Linked DNA regions of Homo sapiens: region 2 is linked to region 1. A link is a contact called in ENCODE Hi-C data. All regions are on one chromosome and are shown on one strand. The core of a region is the stretch at or near the end of the contact, and the rest is flanking DNA. Distances in the headings are between cores, read along the strand shown.

The links. A loop is a pair of places that touch in the nucleus more often than their neighbours do. Pooled maps may share reads with other maps.
Region 2: a map of ovary shows a loop between it and region 1 (14-fold over the local background). The contact joins the promoter of ZNF275 here to the enhancer-like site in region 1. A Hi-C loop is called at or near these places in 1 of 168 maps with a recorded cell type or tissue (ovary), 1 of 37 single-sample maps with no recorded cell type and 7 of 50 pooled maps.

The regions. Positions count from the first base shown.
Region 1 is chrX:149,522,201-149,529,517 of GRCh38, reverse strand. It overlaps EOLA1-DT (EOLA1 divergent transcript), which reads left to right. Exons shown (of 10, transcript NR_027455.5): 8 at 1-5; 9 at 90-151; 10 at 1,160-1,927. It also overlaps the pseudogene IDSP1. Among named protein-coding and RNA genes, the nearest start is that of EOLA1-DT, 14 kb to the left of the region's middle. Within about 2 kb of position 3,920, at least 10 of the 41 ENCODE cell types and tissues checked have a DNase peak (open chromatin) inside an H3K27ac peak, as active enhancers do.
Region 2 is chrX:153,331,481-153,338,797 of GRCh38, reverse strand. It overlaps ZNF275 (zinc finger protein 275), which reads right to left and starts at 4,645. Exons shown (of 4, transcript NM_001367757.1): 1 at 4,513-4,645; 2 at 2,088-2,164. The coding sequence starts at 2,118. It overlaps MIR12129 (microRNA 12129), which reads right to left and starts at 3,336; the gene lies at 3,261-3,336. RefSeq lists silencers at 4,312-4,391, 4,482-4,851.

The sequences.
Region 1 (7,317 bases), core at 2,671-5,170:
TCTGGGTATGATGTGTAACTTTTGATTGAAATCTAGAGATTTTCATATTATGTTAGTAGGTTGAAGGTGTTATTTAAACTTTGTTTTAGCTGGCATCCTCTGACATCACTCCAGCAGAAGAAAGGGAAGGAACACGCTGCATTACTGCGTGGTGAGTGCAGTAGTCTACCTTCGCCACATGGCCTCCATTGATCCCTGAAATGGGTGAGGGGCTCCTTGTTTCTGCTGGGCAGGAGTGGACTTTTTGGATCTGATCTGGGGCTGTACTCATACCTTTGTGGCTGGGAGGGTTCGATATTTTTCAGCACTGTATCCAATATCACCTGCACAGACACCTTAGGGGATGGGGACTTGCTGTTGCCTGGCAGGGATGAAAGTGCCAGCTCCCTAATTGGCCACCTCCGACAGCACCAAGGTAGACAGGAGGGATGTTACAGCTTAGCAAGCATGTTACACTGAGCCCCCTAGTTGGCCTTTGCTGGCATGTGTGGAAGTGGGGATCAAACTATATTTCTGTGGTGTTAACTAGAGTAAAGCAGCTCACTGTCTAAAAGTTTTCTATCTTGCTAAGTCACAACTTTCCTGGTCCTCTGGCTTTGGTCCTTCTTTCCTCCCTCCCTTCCCGTCCCCCTTTCCTCCCTCTTTTCCTTCATTCCTTCTTTCTTCTTTCCTCTGTGTTTGTTGACATTTCTAGATCCCAGCTCCTTCAGCTCCATGTCTGGTATATATGGGCAAAGAAAGAAAAGAGAGAGGGAGAAAGAGGACGGGAGAGAAAGGGAGGAAGGGGAAAGGAGAGGAGAGGGAAAGAAAGAGGGTAGAGAGAGAGGGAGGGAGGAAGGGGAAAGGAGAGGAGAGGAGAGGGAAAGAGAGAGAGGAGGAGAGGGAGAGAGAGAGAGAGAGAGGAAGGGAGGAAGGGGAGAGGAGAGGGAAAGAGAGGAGGAGAGGGAAAGAGAGGAGGAGAGGGAGAGAGGGAGAGAGAGGAAGGGAGGAAGGGGAAAGGAGAGGAGAGGGAGAGAGAGAGGAAGAGAGGGAAGGGGAAAGAGAGGAAAAGAAAGAGAAAAAGAGAGGGGAAGGGAGGAATGGGAAAGGAGAGGAGAGGGAAAGAAAGAAAGAGAGAGAGACACACACCAGAGAACTAATTAACTCCATTGTTCCTCAGGTCACAAGGTCCCCGTCTGATCTGCCTTCACTCCACCTTTCAGAGTCTTATGTTTGTTTTGTGTATATTATCAAGGGGTTTTAGGTCACTTAGTCGGAAGAATAGGGAAAAGTATGTCTACTCCAGCTTAATGGAAGTGGAATTCTCCTGAGAACCTTTTTTTGATACAAAATATGTACTTGTGCATATTTTGTATCAAAATATATAATGTACATGTCCCTTTTGTACATGTATATAAATTGTATATAAATATTTAGGGTTATAAAAATAACCAAAGACACCAAAAACTGCCACAGGTGGATTTGAGAAGATGTGGAAATGCCTCACTGCTAAGACATGCTCATTCTTGACAGGCTGGGAACCCTGAATGCTGTAGTGTCACCACTGCCCTGTCCTGTACCTACCTATCTTTTCACTCATTTCCTCCAAGCTCAGGTTTTCAGTTTGGGGTATGTGCCACCTAACAGTGAGCTGTGGAACTGCAGCACAATCATCAAATTCAAAAAAGGCAAGGACATCTTGCTCAGTTTTTAAGATACGCCATAGATGGAGTAAACCATAACCTTTGATTCCAGATCCTTAACCCTGATTAAAAACAACACAACCCTTCATGTTGATTTAAAACATCCCTTGCAAAAGATGGTTTGAATATTCCAAGTTGGAAATACCCAGTCTTTTAAAGTTACAGCACCCTTTTTGATACAAAAAATGTGCATGACAGAAATTGTACAGTGAGTAGTGTTATAAAAATAACCAAACACACCAAAAGCTGCCACGGGTAAATTTGAGAAAGTGTTGAAATGTACCGCACAGCATGAGACCTTGCTGGCTCCGTCTAATAGATGACGCTGGGGCTGCAAATGATGTCCCAGCCTTCCAGGGCCTGTGGTCTCCAGAACAGGGCTGAAACCTGTTCTGAGTTGACAGTGCTTTCCCAAGGAGACCCCAAGTTGAGAGGACCCTCTTACCCACTCATCAATAATCAAAGCAGACTTGATGCCCATCAGAGATGCCCAATGATTCTGGTGAGCCGTTCCTCCCTCTGGCTGTCAGTACTGGGGAGTATGGTGGGGACTTTCAGATAGCTCAGTGAAGCTCAGAAAGAGAGGGAGTTCCCCCTGACACCCGCCCCAGTCAGTAAGCCCCGGGGCCTGAGGGGCATCCCCACTGCTCGACCTCTCCACTCTCTCGGGGAGGACGAGGCAGCCTTGACCCACGAGGGCTGATGAATGGGTAGGTTATCGGCAGGCTCCTAGGCCACCAGCTTAGAGGTCACATTGTCCCTTTTAGATTCAGTGTGGCGGGAATCTAAAAGGTCGAGGATCGAGAAGCCTGCAGGATGGCAACGTGAGGGACCCCGGCAGTGCGACCTCAGGAATCCACTCCCGGAACTCTGACTGGGGTGCCTGTGGAGGCTCTGAAGGTACAGCAGCCAGGCGCTCTGTGGCATTCTGAATACTGGCACGCAGCCTTCGGCCTCTGCCAGCTTTTGTGAGCTGCCCTGCACCAGGCAGAGGGGGCCCCCAGGCCTGGCACAGGGTCTGACACATGGCAAATGCTACAGAAATAGCTGTGGACCGCCTGACTGCAAGATCGTATTGAACATCTGGTGCCGGGCCTCAGCCTGTGCTGCTGCAGCCAGGAGCAAATACGGGGAAGTCTGGCTAAGGAGAACGCATGCCTGTGTGGGCCCCAAGGATCCATCTTGAGATCAGGAGGAACAAGAGCCCAGTGACCTTGACAGCCAGCTCAGGCAGCCTGTTAAATCCCATGCCCAGAGGTTTCTAGCTTCTGCCCCAGAGGCCCAAGATGAGGATGTGGCAGCACAGGTAGGCCAAGGGAAGGATGAACTCAAAGAGAGGTGGCCAGACCACCTGAGACACCTGTTGAAGTGCGCTTTCCCATTCCCAGACCTGGGAGCTTCTGAGACCAGGTGCAGAAACCAGATTACACTCATCTTTCTGACCTAATTCACAGAGTGGATAGCAGCCCCCACCTAAGCACAGCCCCCTCACTGGGCAATAAGTCAGCAACAGCAATGCTGGCCACACGGGAGGCCCTCAGGTGTCCTCACCCCACCCCTAGGTTTACTGACAGGTACCCTGCAGGGGAGAGGGTGGGGCCCTGAGCTGGACTCCACCCAACACTGCCACCTCCCCAGCCTGTGTCCTCCCTACCACCCGAGGAGCTGAAGGACCCAACAGCACACCCTCAGTGGTTTCTGAAAGGAAGCAAAGTTCTTTCTACCCTTTTTCACTTTGGGTGAAAACATGTGGCTGGGTTGACAAGTCGGTTTTTTAGAAAGGAAGCACTGACTAGCGAAGGACTCGCCCAGCCAGAAGAGGGCTCTGCAAAGACAGCCCCATCCCCAGGATGGGAATGCTGGATTCAGACACCACAAACCAAGAGAACCCAGACTCTGGACGTGGAGCAGTACCAGGGTGAAAGACTTTTCCCACCGACATGGTCACATAGCCATTCTCCTTGAAGTACTGGGGGATGGTGGAGAAGTTTCCAGCGTGCACCCTCCAGTAGGAGTTGAAGTCGTACAGGCGGGTGGTGTCAGGTCTCCTGCCAGTGAGGAAAGAAACGCGGCTCGGGGCGCACACTGCTTGCTGTTAGGGAGCAGAAGCAGAGGTAAGCATCGCCACAGCAAAACATGTCTGCCATCTCTTAGGTAACCAAGCAACCGCCCTCCCGAGGCCCCTAGCAAACAGCTTGGTAGCTGAGTCATGCAGAGCTCAAACCAGACACTGGGATTTGGGTGTCACCTAGGCAACAGACTGCTTCCGGGAGAGAAAAGGGAAGCAATCAGCCCCTGAAACCAGCAGTTGCTTATCTCCTCCTACGCAATGGCCTCCCCAGGCACACAGAGCGGCCAGTGTTGCTGGGGGCAGAGCCATGAGGGGGTCCAGGGAGCAGAGCCACCCTGGCTAGCTCTCACCTGAGGCCCAGTCTGCAGACCTGTGGGTGCCCTTCTGCAGCACCCCTTCCTTCTGAGCACCAGGCAAGCGCCCGTTCTGGGAGAAAGCTGGCCAGGGCTGCCATGAACACATCAGGGCCAGGGCGCACCTTGCACCCAAGGAGAAGGCCACCCTTGAAGGTCAAGCTTTCCCATGAGTGGAAAACCAGATTTTCTCCACTACCATTTTCCAGACTATGCTTCCCTCTAACAAGATGTCCCGCACAATCTGTGCCATCTGACAGTAGCTGAAGCTCCCCGCCCCCAACCCTCAGTGCACGAAGCAGCACACACCCACAGCTAGAGGTTCCCAGACATACCTGCGCAAAGGCATTCTGGAAGAGGAGGCTGTGGGATGCCAGTTGGTCAATGTTTGGGGCCTTCACTAGTTCATCCCTGCAACTTGAAAGGATAGGACATGTGCTTTGGAAAATAACACCTGTAGCCAGCCACAGTGGCTCATGCCTGTAATCCCAGCACTTTGGGAGGCTGAGGCAGGTGGATCACTTGAGATCAGGAGTTCGAGGCCAGCCTGATCAACATGGAGAAACCCCATCTCTACTAAAAATACAAAATTAGCTGGGTGTGGTGGTGCATGCCTGTAATCCCAGCTACTCAAGAGGCTGAGGCAGGAGAACCGCTTGAACCCGGGAGGTGGAGGTTGTGGTGAGCCGAGACTGCGCCATTGCACTCCAGCCTGGGCAACAAGAGTGAAACTCCATTTCAAAAAGAAAAAAAAAGAAAAAAAAAGAAACCACCTGTAATAGAGTGAGGGAAGTAGAATTGGGAGGAAAGTGGAGTTGTTTTATGACAGTTGAATCAGACGTCTCAGTCAGTCCCTGAGGGAGCTCTATGGTTGGGAAGATTCTATAGAGATGTTGCAAGTAGAGGCTGGAGTCCAGGTGTTGGTACTCTCCACCCTTCATTGACCCCTTGACTGATATTTGGAGAGAGACTTAGTTATGTGCCATCATCAAGCAACACCTTTGGCAGGCAGTGGAATGATGACCTCCACCATTAGGCTGGGCTGTGGAACGACCACAGCATTGACTACAGCCCATGCCTTGCAGGCCTCAGATGGGCTTGCTTCACACAGGATGCTCCCCTCATTTGGGAATAACTTCTCCAGGGTTTGGCTTGGCCCTTTTCCTAGGGAGGTGAACATGAGGCAGGGTAGTGGGACGGTGTATGGCCTGCATGACTGCAGCTGGCTTTGAAGCCACAACTGATGCTCATGGTCTTCTTCATCTACTATCCATTCTAGAGTACCCTCAGTCTCAGCCACCATGTCTGCCGTTCTCAGTGACCTGGCTGGTCGAGTAACAGACCTTTATCCCTGAGGATTGTTTCTGAGCCCATGGTCCCCGTGCCCTTCTCAGACTGTGGAAATTGCATGTGTCCATTTACCATAAAAATTGGGCAGGGAATTATTAGGAGACATTCAAATGGATCACCTGGGTGCCAAATATATCCTTCTCTGTTCACAGTGTGTAAGAACAACCCTGCCTCCTCCTGATGATCAGAGCCAATACCCCTGACAGAGTGGCTACTCTTCTTTACACCTGCTTAGTCCCACAGCCATAGCAGGAGGAATGAACCCAAGGTTCCCATGACTTGTAATTCAGTTATCAGCCATGGCTCGTAATTCAGTGGGGCTCCTACTGTGTCTACTGGTGGAAGCATTTCCATTTGAATAGCCAGGATCCACTGTTCAATAAGGTAGCCACTAGCTGCATGTGCCTACTGAGTACTTGAAATGTACCTGGTGTGTCTGAAGAACTGAATTTTAATTATCTAAAATTCAGATAAAATAACAACTAATTTTATCTTAATTTAAATTTAAATAGATGAATTTGGCTAGTGGTGACTGTATTGTGGGGACAGGAAGCACAAATTCCCATGTGGATCACTAGGAGAGATAATAAGTGGGGTCATTTCACCCCTTGGTCCCCTGCTTCCAGACCCAAAGAGGCCTACATGGCATTGTGCTTCCTTCTTAGTTGTAGGAGGTGTGAGATACAATCATTTGCCTCTGACTTTGGAGGGTTGGTCCTAGCATGCCCCTGACCAGTAGCCCCTTAAATACTTCATTGATATGGAAGGTCTCTGAATCTTCGTGGGCTTAATCTACCACTCTCTGAAGTGCTTATGTCTTTCAAAGGCCTCTAAAATCTCTGCCATGTCTTGCTCATCCAGTTGTTAGCATGATGTCATTGATACAGTGGACTTTGGAATCTAAGTGGGGAGACACTGGTAAGTGACCAATTACTTCACCTGTGGTGTGCAAGCCAGATCAGGAAGCCTCTACCATTGCTTTCCTGTGCTGGGAAAGCTATTTTTAGTGTGTAGACTTCATGCCAGATTTGCCCAGATCAGGGGCGGGATGCCCAGAGCTCCTGGTTATTGGAAGTGCTCTACCTTGAGTACAGAAATCCACACCAACTCACTCCCTTCTCCAAGGGGACCCTCACCCTGAGGAATTTAACTGGGCCTTGCTAACATGCTGGGAGAATGTCCCTGAGAAAAAGAGCAGTGAAGGCGCACATGAATTTCCTGTTGCATACCCACAGTGGGCCAGAAACAAGACCATTGGATTTTTACCTCGTACTTTTGATGTTTGGCAGCCATTGATTCTAGTTCGGGGGTGAAAGATAGAGATGACACATGTATTGGAACCTTTCTTGGGGACTGCTAGTCTTAGGGACAAACTGCCAAAATCAAGCTAGGCAATGGTGGCCACAGCTATGGGATGGAGAGTGAGGAATAGGACATATAAGCTGACAGCTGGAGGCCCAGACACTGCCCATGTTAGTGTGGTTGGGGACAAAATAAGGAACCAGAGTGGGTGGAACAGGAGCAGTTCAGGGACTCTGCAGAAATAACCTATGGCTCCTCAGAGATCTTACAAGGGAAGCTTCCCTTGAGCACCTAGATGTCAAAGAGATTGGCAGAGGCAGGAAGGACATGTTCCCAAGCAAAAAGTAACAGCAGCTAACTTTGATTTCATGGAAGGTGCGAGTCCAGCTGTGAGTCAGAATAGGGAGACAGGCAGTGAACAGAGGACAGAATGATGACCTGCAGTGCTGAGAAACAGGCCTATCCATGACTTTGTCCTCAGTCCCTGACCCAGGGGAACACCAAGGATGCCATGGGGTGCAGGGAGGGCCAGAAGAGCTAAGTACCCAATTTCTACATA
Region 2 (7,317 bases), core at 3,396-5,895, 3.8 Mb before region 1:
AACCATCCTGTTAACATGCCCTCACTGCACAACGAGACATGCCATTCCTCTCTCTCTTTCTTCGTCTCTCTCTGTCTCTTACACACACACACACACACACACACACACACACACACACACACACACACACACACACAGTCCTCCCAAGCCACCCACATTTAATTGAGTGAATCCTCCTGAAGTGTTCAACTTAATCGGGCAAATCCTACTGAAGTGTTTTTACTTAATTGGCATGATTAACTGTTGAAATCCTGGAGCCACAACCCCCAAATGAATTGTTAATAATCCTTTCCTGTGCAGCAACAGGAGTGCCCCTTCCTGTAGCAGCTCATGCAGGGGACTTAGCCTGAGAGTACTTTAGCTCTCAGTGGCTGCGTGATCACCACCCACAGTGACAGAGCCCTGGACACGGAGATCATTTAAAAGGTACTCATAAAAATGGGAGGAAAGAAGTGGGCCCTGCTTCCACAAAAGGAAACGAAACTCTGCATAATTAATCAATCAAGTATATCAGGTAAAAGAGCTGCATGAGAAGCAAAGGAAGATCATTAAAAAAAGATAACACATTAATCCCTACTGCAGTTCAAAATAAAATTATCATCAATCCTAGAGACAATCGGATCATTTAGGGTCCATGTTGCACAACTCTTCTATTTTAAAATGGTGGAACTAATCAGGAAAAGAAGCTGGATGCTGTGACAAAAGTGACAAACGCAGGTGTCCACTGCCTTCTGACAGTGGATCTTGGGGAATCAAGGTCGAAGGAATTCCAGACAGAACATGAAAATCATTGTAATGCACACCCAATGGACACACAGGGTAATGCTGACCCTGAAGTGAGGCACTTTCACTCACAGCACAAAAGCATGTCCTGAATCTCATAGGGTGCACTCCTACATACAACTGGGAAATATGAAAGCTCAAAGAAATACTGTGGAAAAACACATTTCCAACCCTTAACGTAAGTGGTATTACTCTCCTTCTTTCAATGGGATCTGAAGATAGTCTAAAGACTATAAACTCCCAGAAAGCAAAGGCCCTGTCAAGGTCAGCTGTGAATTGCACACTGGACCTAGGCAAGCACCATTACACTGCAGCTGTTTAACAAACATCTGCTAGAATAAATGGAAAATAGTGATGTCAATGTCAACCTACTGCCTGATAATTTGAAAAATTATGCTTTCTAAAACATGAAAGCTCATGTGAGTGAACAAATCTTCCTGCTAACGTGCTTTAGATCACAATGTAAATTTTAACCAACTTATTTAAATCAAATTTACTGCATGGAAACAGAAAACACTAAGAGTCTCAAAATAATCATTCCACTTTGATGTGGAAGAACAGAAATGAAGAGTTGAACTCAACAGAGACAAAAAACAACCCACGTCACAAAATGTAGTAATAATGAGATGTTTTCTGGTTGCCTTTGGATTAAGAACATCCCTGCCTCACTGCTGGATGTTTGGCTACTGGCTAACGGTAGCTTCTGAGCCTAAAGACCAGCGTTCAACTGATTTTATCGCACAAATAGCCAAGCAACATTCTCTAACAGGTGCGCTGTCCTTCCCTGGGCAGGGGAAAGGCAGCAAGACCACCCAAATAAGGCTCCTCTGGAAGGTTCCAGAAGCTTCCAAGGGGTGCCAGAAACACCTGGACTCTCTGAAGCATCTAAATAAAGACCTGGAGCAGAATGTCCTCAGGCCCTAAAGCTTGAGTTTACCCAGAAGACAACAGGTGGCTTGTGTTCTGCTCAGTTCTAGGCCAGAGCAACGGGTGTCTTCAAAGGTTTCCACTCACAAAAGATCCAATTCAGATGGATGCCTTCAGCTCCCTCTCCCATCCAAAAGGGAGATTAGACTCCAGATTCTCTTTCCTGAATATCTTTTCTCCTGTGAGTTGTATTGCTTGGATTGAGAGAACTGTCTCTGGGCAAAGACAGTTCAGCAACAGTGGCACAGATGAAAATATAAGTGCTTCCGGAACCAAAACGATACTCCTCACCATGTTGTAACCCCACCTATAGGGTCTTCTGATAGCATGCCCAGCGTCAAAGCCAGCAGACACCATGCATAAACACCCAGACTTACCCAAAAGAGACACACACGGATGACTCATCATGCCTCAGAACTACTCCAAGGGATCAGCCTGGCAGGTAAGGCCCCATCTGTTGGATTGCAATAATTCAGGTGAACAGAAGCAGACCTGTGTGCACCTCCCAGGAACATGTCCCCCACATTTTGGGGGATGTACTGAACTGGGCCAGATACAGGGTTCAACTGAATATATACTGCCACGATCTGGATCCACCCTAGCCAGGCCAGGATGCAACCCTTGAGCCAAGCCCTGGGCCACGCTGAGCCTGGCCTTCATGTTCTTTCCACCTGACAGGCCAGGAGGCGGAAGTGAAGGCCCCACGTGGGCCCATCCCGTCCCGTCCCAAAGCAGCAAACAGGCTGCTACTCGAAGTAGCAGAATCCTGAAGGGCCTAAAGAGAGGGTGTCTCACCAGGAAAGTCTGTCTCTCTTGGGGTATTTGTGTCTGTGTGTGCCTTTTTCTGTATGTGTGGGTGGGAAGGCATCTGTTTCCTCTCACTTTGCCTGGGCACCTGTCTCTTTCTGTTTGGGTTTCTATCTTATTTCCTTTCTATAAAAAGCCAGAAGGTAGACCAGAAGGGGATTTTGTAGTGTTTGTTGTACTTAATTGAGGAAAGCTTTGTGTTCCCATTTCTCCAAGAAGATTCATGGCATCTTACTAAAAATCGAAATAAATTTTAAGTATAGCTTCCTTTAGGTAACATCGCCTGGATACAAAGGTCGAAATTGGGGGTGGGGTGGGATGCTATGCAAATTGCAAAGAGCCCAGGGCCATCCAAGGAGCCCAGGCAGGTTTGGGTAAGGGCTGGATCACTGGGTGAGAAAGTTGGTGTGGAGTTCACTAAGAACTCATGTGGGAGTTTCGCAGGTTTGGGAGAGACCAAGGAGTCTGCATTTTTCAACAAGCACCCCAGGAGATTATGATGCAGAGCTGCACCTCCTTAACACTGGGCCTGTCTAGAATCTGGAGGTTCCCAGATTCTCCAACTCTCAGAATCTCTGTTACTGACAGGATTCCTGCCCAGGAACCTGCTGAAATGGGAGCCCACTATCTCTGAGTCTGTGCTGATGGTTAGAAGAGAATTCACAAGTTCTGGTAGATTTCCAAGGGGTCCCTCACAGACAGAAGGCTGCAAATTACTGCTCAATAGGGTTCTATATATAAAACTCAGTGTCTGACCCAGTTCAGTACATCCCCCTAGTAACATTTTGTGGGGATGTACTGAACTGGGCCAGATACTGTGCAAGTGGCTTCTACTTGAAGGTCCAATGTTGCAGGGTTGGGGGAAGGTGAGGGTGGGGAGGGGCTGAGGCAGCATTAGTACCTAGGGGAGGTGCTGTTCCAGCAATCCCATCTGAAATTCTCTTGTAAAGGAAAAATGTCGGGCTGAGGTTGAAGAGGAAATGTTTCATTGACTAAGGAGACTGGAGGGGGCCGCATGCCCAGCTAGGTCAAGGCTGGCTGGAGGGCTTCAGTTGGAACAAGGTGGCAGGGTGGGACCTCTGGGAAGTGGGCCAGGAATGGGGGCAGGGGGTTGTTTGAAAGGGACCATGGACTTTGGGCGGCAGGCGAGTGGGGGGTGTGTGTGGAAAAGATATATAATTAATCACCCAAATATAGACTGGAGGAGCCAGCAAAGGAGTTTAAGGGGGCGGGGGCACTGAAGTGGGAGATGGCGGCCCCCAGTAGGGCGACAGAAAAAGACTGGTTCAGACAGAGGGCCTTGAGCTCGGCTCACCGCCCCCTTTCCCCTGCCTCTCCACAGCTCTCTCTCTAGGCTACCTACCGGCCCCCATTCTCCCCACCAAGCTGAGGCTTAACCGCCCCCCCCCACTCCCACCCACTCAAAAGGAAAGGAGGGACTCCCCAGCGGGAACTGTTCCCACCTGGCCCACCCTCCCAGCTCCCAGACTGCGGCTCAGTCCCTCCCCTAGACCAGGGAAAAGTCCTTTAACCCCCACCCCTACAATGCCCCCTCCAGATCGGGCTCCTAGGAGCTAGGGGCAGGGGTCCTTTCTCTCCGCCCCTGAGCGGTTCCCATCTCCTAGCGTCCCCCAAAGAGCAGAGCAGGCCTCTACACTTTAGCGATTCCCACCCGGGATCGCCGCCCCCCGCCCGCCTCGGGAAGGCCTTCGGGCCTCTTCGTACTCGTCATCCGGGACCCGTTCCCTGCTCTGGCCCGCCCAAGGCCGAGCAGCTCTCCAACTGCCCAGAGACGCCCCCTCCCTCCACCGTGCACTCTTCTGCGGCCCGCACACTCGCTCCAGCCCCGCACACAGTCCTGCACCCCCTGCACATCCTCTCGCGGCCCTGCACGCTCACTCAGGTCCACACGTCCTCCTGCCGCCCCCACGATCACCTCCGCCCTGCGGCCCCTCCAGCGCCCCCCGCACATCCTCCCGCGGCCCGCACACTCACCCAGGCCCGGCGGCGGCCGACGCGCGGCCCTCGGTGGAGCGGCGCTGGCGCGGCCCAGGCAGGCCTGGCGTGGCAGGAAGCGCCACGGAGCCGCCCGTGCCCAGCCGAGCTAACAGCCCCGCGGCGCGTTTCCGGAGCCGTGAGCGCCGCCGGGGGTTCTGAGGGAGCGAGGCCCCGCCCCGGCCCCAGTCTCGTCCCCGATTGGCCCGGGAAGGGGGCGTGGCGGGAAGGGGGCGGGGTTTGGGCGGGGGCGGACTGGGCAGGCAAGTCTGATCAGCCTGCGGGGGAGCGGCGCGCGCGGGCTGGACGCTTGGGTGGAGGTGGGGAGGAGTGGAATGAGCGTGCGAATGAATGAATGAACGAGCGAACAAATCGACCAGCAGACGAAGGAAGGAACGAAGGAATGGAAGGGACCTCTCCCCCTTGGGCATCTTCAAGATGGTGGTGGGGGGAGTGAAGGGTCGGGAACTGAGGGCGAAGACTGGAAAGCCAGTATTCTGTATGAATGGAATCAGATCGTATGTACTATTGTGTGTCTGGATTCTTTCATTCAACGTGATGTTTTCAAGATTTATCTATGTTGTTGAATGTGCTATCGCTGAGTAGTATGCTATTGTTTGGATATATCAGAGTTGGTTTGTTCATTCACCAGGTTATGATCTGGGCTGTTTCCAGTTTGGGCGATTATAAATAAAGCTACTATGAATATTCATGTACACATCTTTGTGTGGACATATGCTTTCATTTTTCTTGGGCAAATACCTAAGAGATGAATTGCCACATCACAGGATAGTTTTATGTTTTATAAGAAACTGCCAGAATGTATTCCAAAGTGGTTGTGCAATTTACATTCCCACCAGAAATGTATGCGAGCTCCTTTTCTTTCCCATCCTCATCAACATTTGAGGTTGTCAGCCTTTATTTTTAGCCATTTGAAAGGGTGGGAAGTGGCATCTCATTGTTATTTCAATTATCATCTCCCTGATGACTAATTATGTTGAGTATGCTTTTATGTGCTCACTGGCCATTTCTATATCTTTCTTTGTAAAGTGTCTGTTCAAGTAGTTTGCCCAATGTTATGTGCAGTATATATATATGTATATATATGTGTGTGTGTATATATAGAGAGAGAGACAAAAGAGAAAGCTAGCCCATTATGTGCAATGTGTGTGTATATATGTGTGTGTGTATGTATGTATATATATATACACACACATGTAGTTCCTGAGAAATTTTATGTTTTCAACTTTCATTTTAGATTTAGGGGGTACATGTGCAGGTTTGTTGCCTGGGTATAGTGTGTGATGTTGAGGTTTGGGGTACGAATGACCCTGTCATCCAAGTACTGAACATAGTACACAATAGTTAGTTTTTAAACCCTTGACCCCTCCTTCCCTGACCCCTCTTGTAGTTCCCATTGTTTGTTGTTCCCATCTTTATGCGCACGAGTACCCGATGTTTAGCTCCCACTTATAAATGAGAATGTGTGGCATTTGGTTTTATGTTCCTGCATTAATTCACTTAGGATAACAGCCTCTAGCTGCATCCATGTTGCTGCAAAGGACATGATTTCATTCTTTTTTTATGGCTGCATAGCATTCTGTGGTGAATGCCTACCACATTTTCTTTATCCAATCCACCACTGATGATCACCTAGGTTGATTCCACGTCTTTGCTATTGTGAATAGTGCTGTGATGACCATACAGGTGCATGTGTCTTGGTGGTAGAATGATTTATTTTCCTTTGAGTATATACCCAGTACTGGGATTGCTGGGTCAAATGGTAGCTCTGTTATAAGTTGTTTGAGAAATCTCCAAACTGCTTTCCACAGTGGCTGAAATAATTTACATTCCCATCAGCAGTGTATAAGTATCCCCTTTTCTCCACAGTCTCTCCAGCATCTCTTATTTTTTGACTTTTAAATAATGGCCATTCTCACTGGAGTGAGATAGTGTCCCATTGTGGTTTTGATTTGCATTTCTCTGATGATTAGTGATGAGAGCATTTTTTTCATATGTTTTTTGGCCACTTGTATGTCTTCTTTTGAGAAGTGTCTGTTCACGTCTTTTGCCCATTTTTTGATGGGGTTATATTCTGGATATTAGACCTTTGTCAGGTGATTTTCTCCCATTCTGTAGGTTGTCTGTTTACACTGAGATATATTTGACAGACAATAAACTGTGAATTTGTCATGTTTCAGCTAAACAACTTGATAAGCTTTCACACACACACACACACACACACACACACACACACACGTATGAAACCATCACCACAATCAAGGCAATAAGGATTTCCATCACCTTCAAAGTTTCCTCATGCCCATGACTATCCCTTTCTCTTCTCCTCTCCTGTCCCCAGGCAACCAATGATCTGCTTTCTGTCACTATAGGGTATTTTCTAGAATTTTATATAATAAAATGTTATAATAAGTCTTCTTTTGTGTTTGGTTCCTTTCACTCAACAAAATTATTTGGAAATTGTCTTAGTCCATTTGCACTGCCATGAAAAAATGCCTGAGACTGGATGTTGTGGTTTGAATGTATCCCTTCCAAAATTCAGGTGTTGCCAATGTGATATTATTAAGAGGTGAGGCATTGTCATTGTCTACTTTATATAGTATTAAATGGACAGAAGGAAGAAGAGGGAGAGACCCAGATCTATTAAAAGGTGATTAGACCAGAGGGCTACTCCCTCGGAATGGAATTAAGGCCCTTATAAAAGAGGCTTCATGCAGCATCTGGTTAGCTTGCTGTTTTGCGTCTGCCTTCCACCATATGAGGACATGGTAAGAAGGCCCTCAC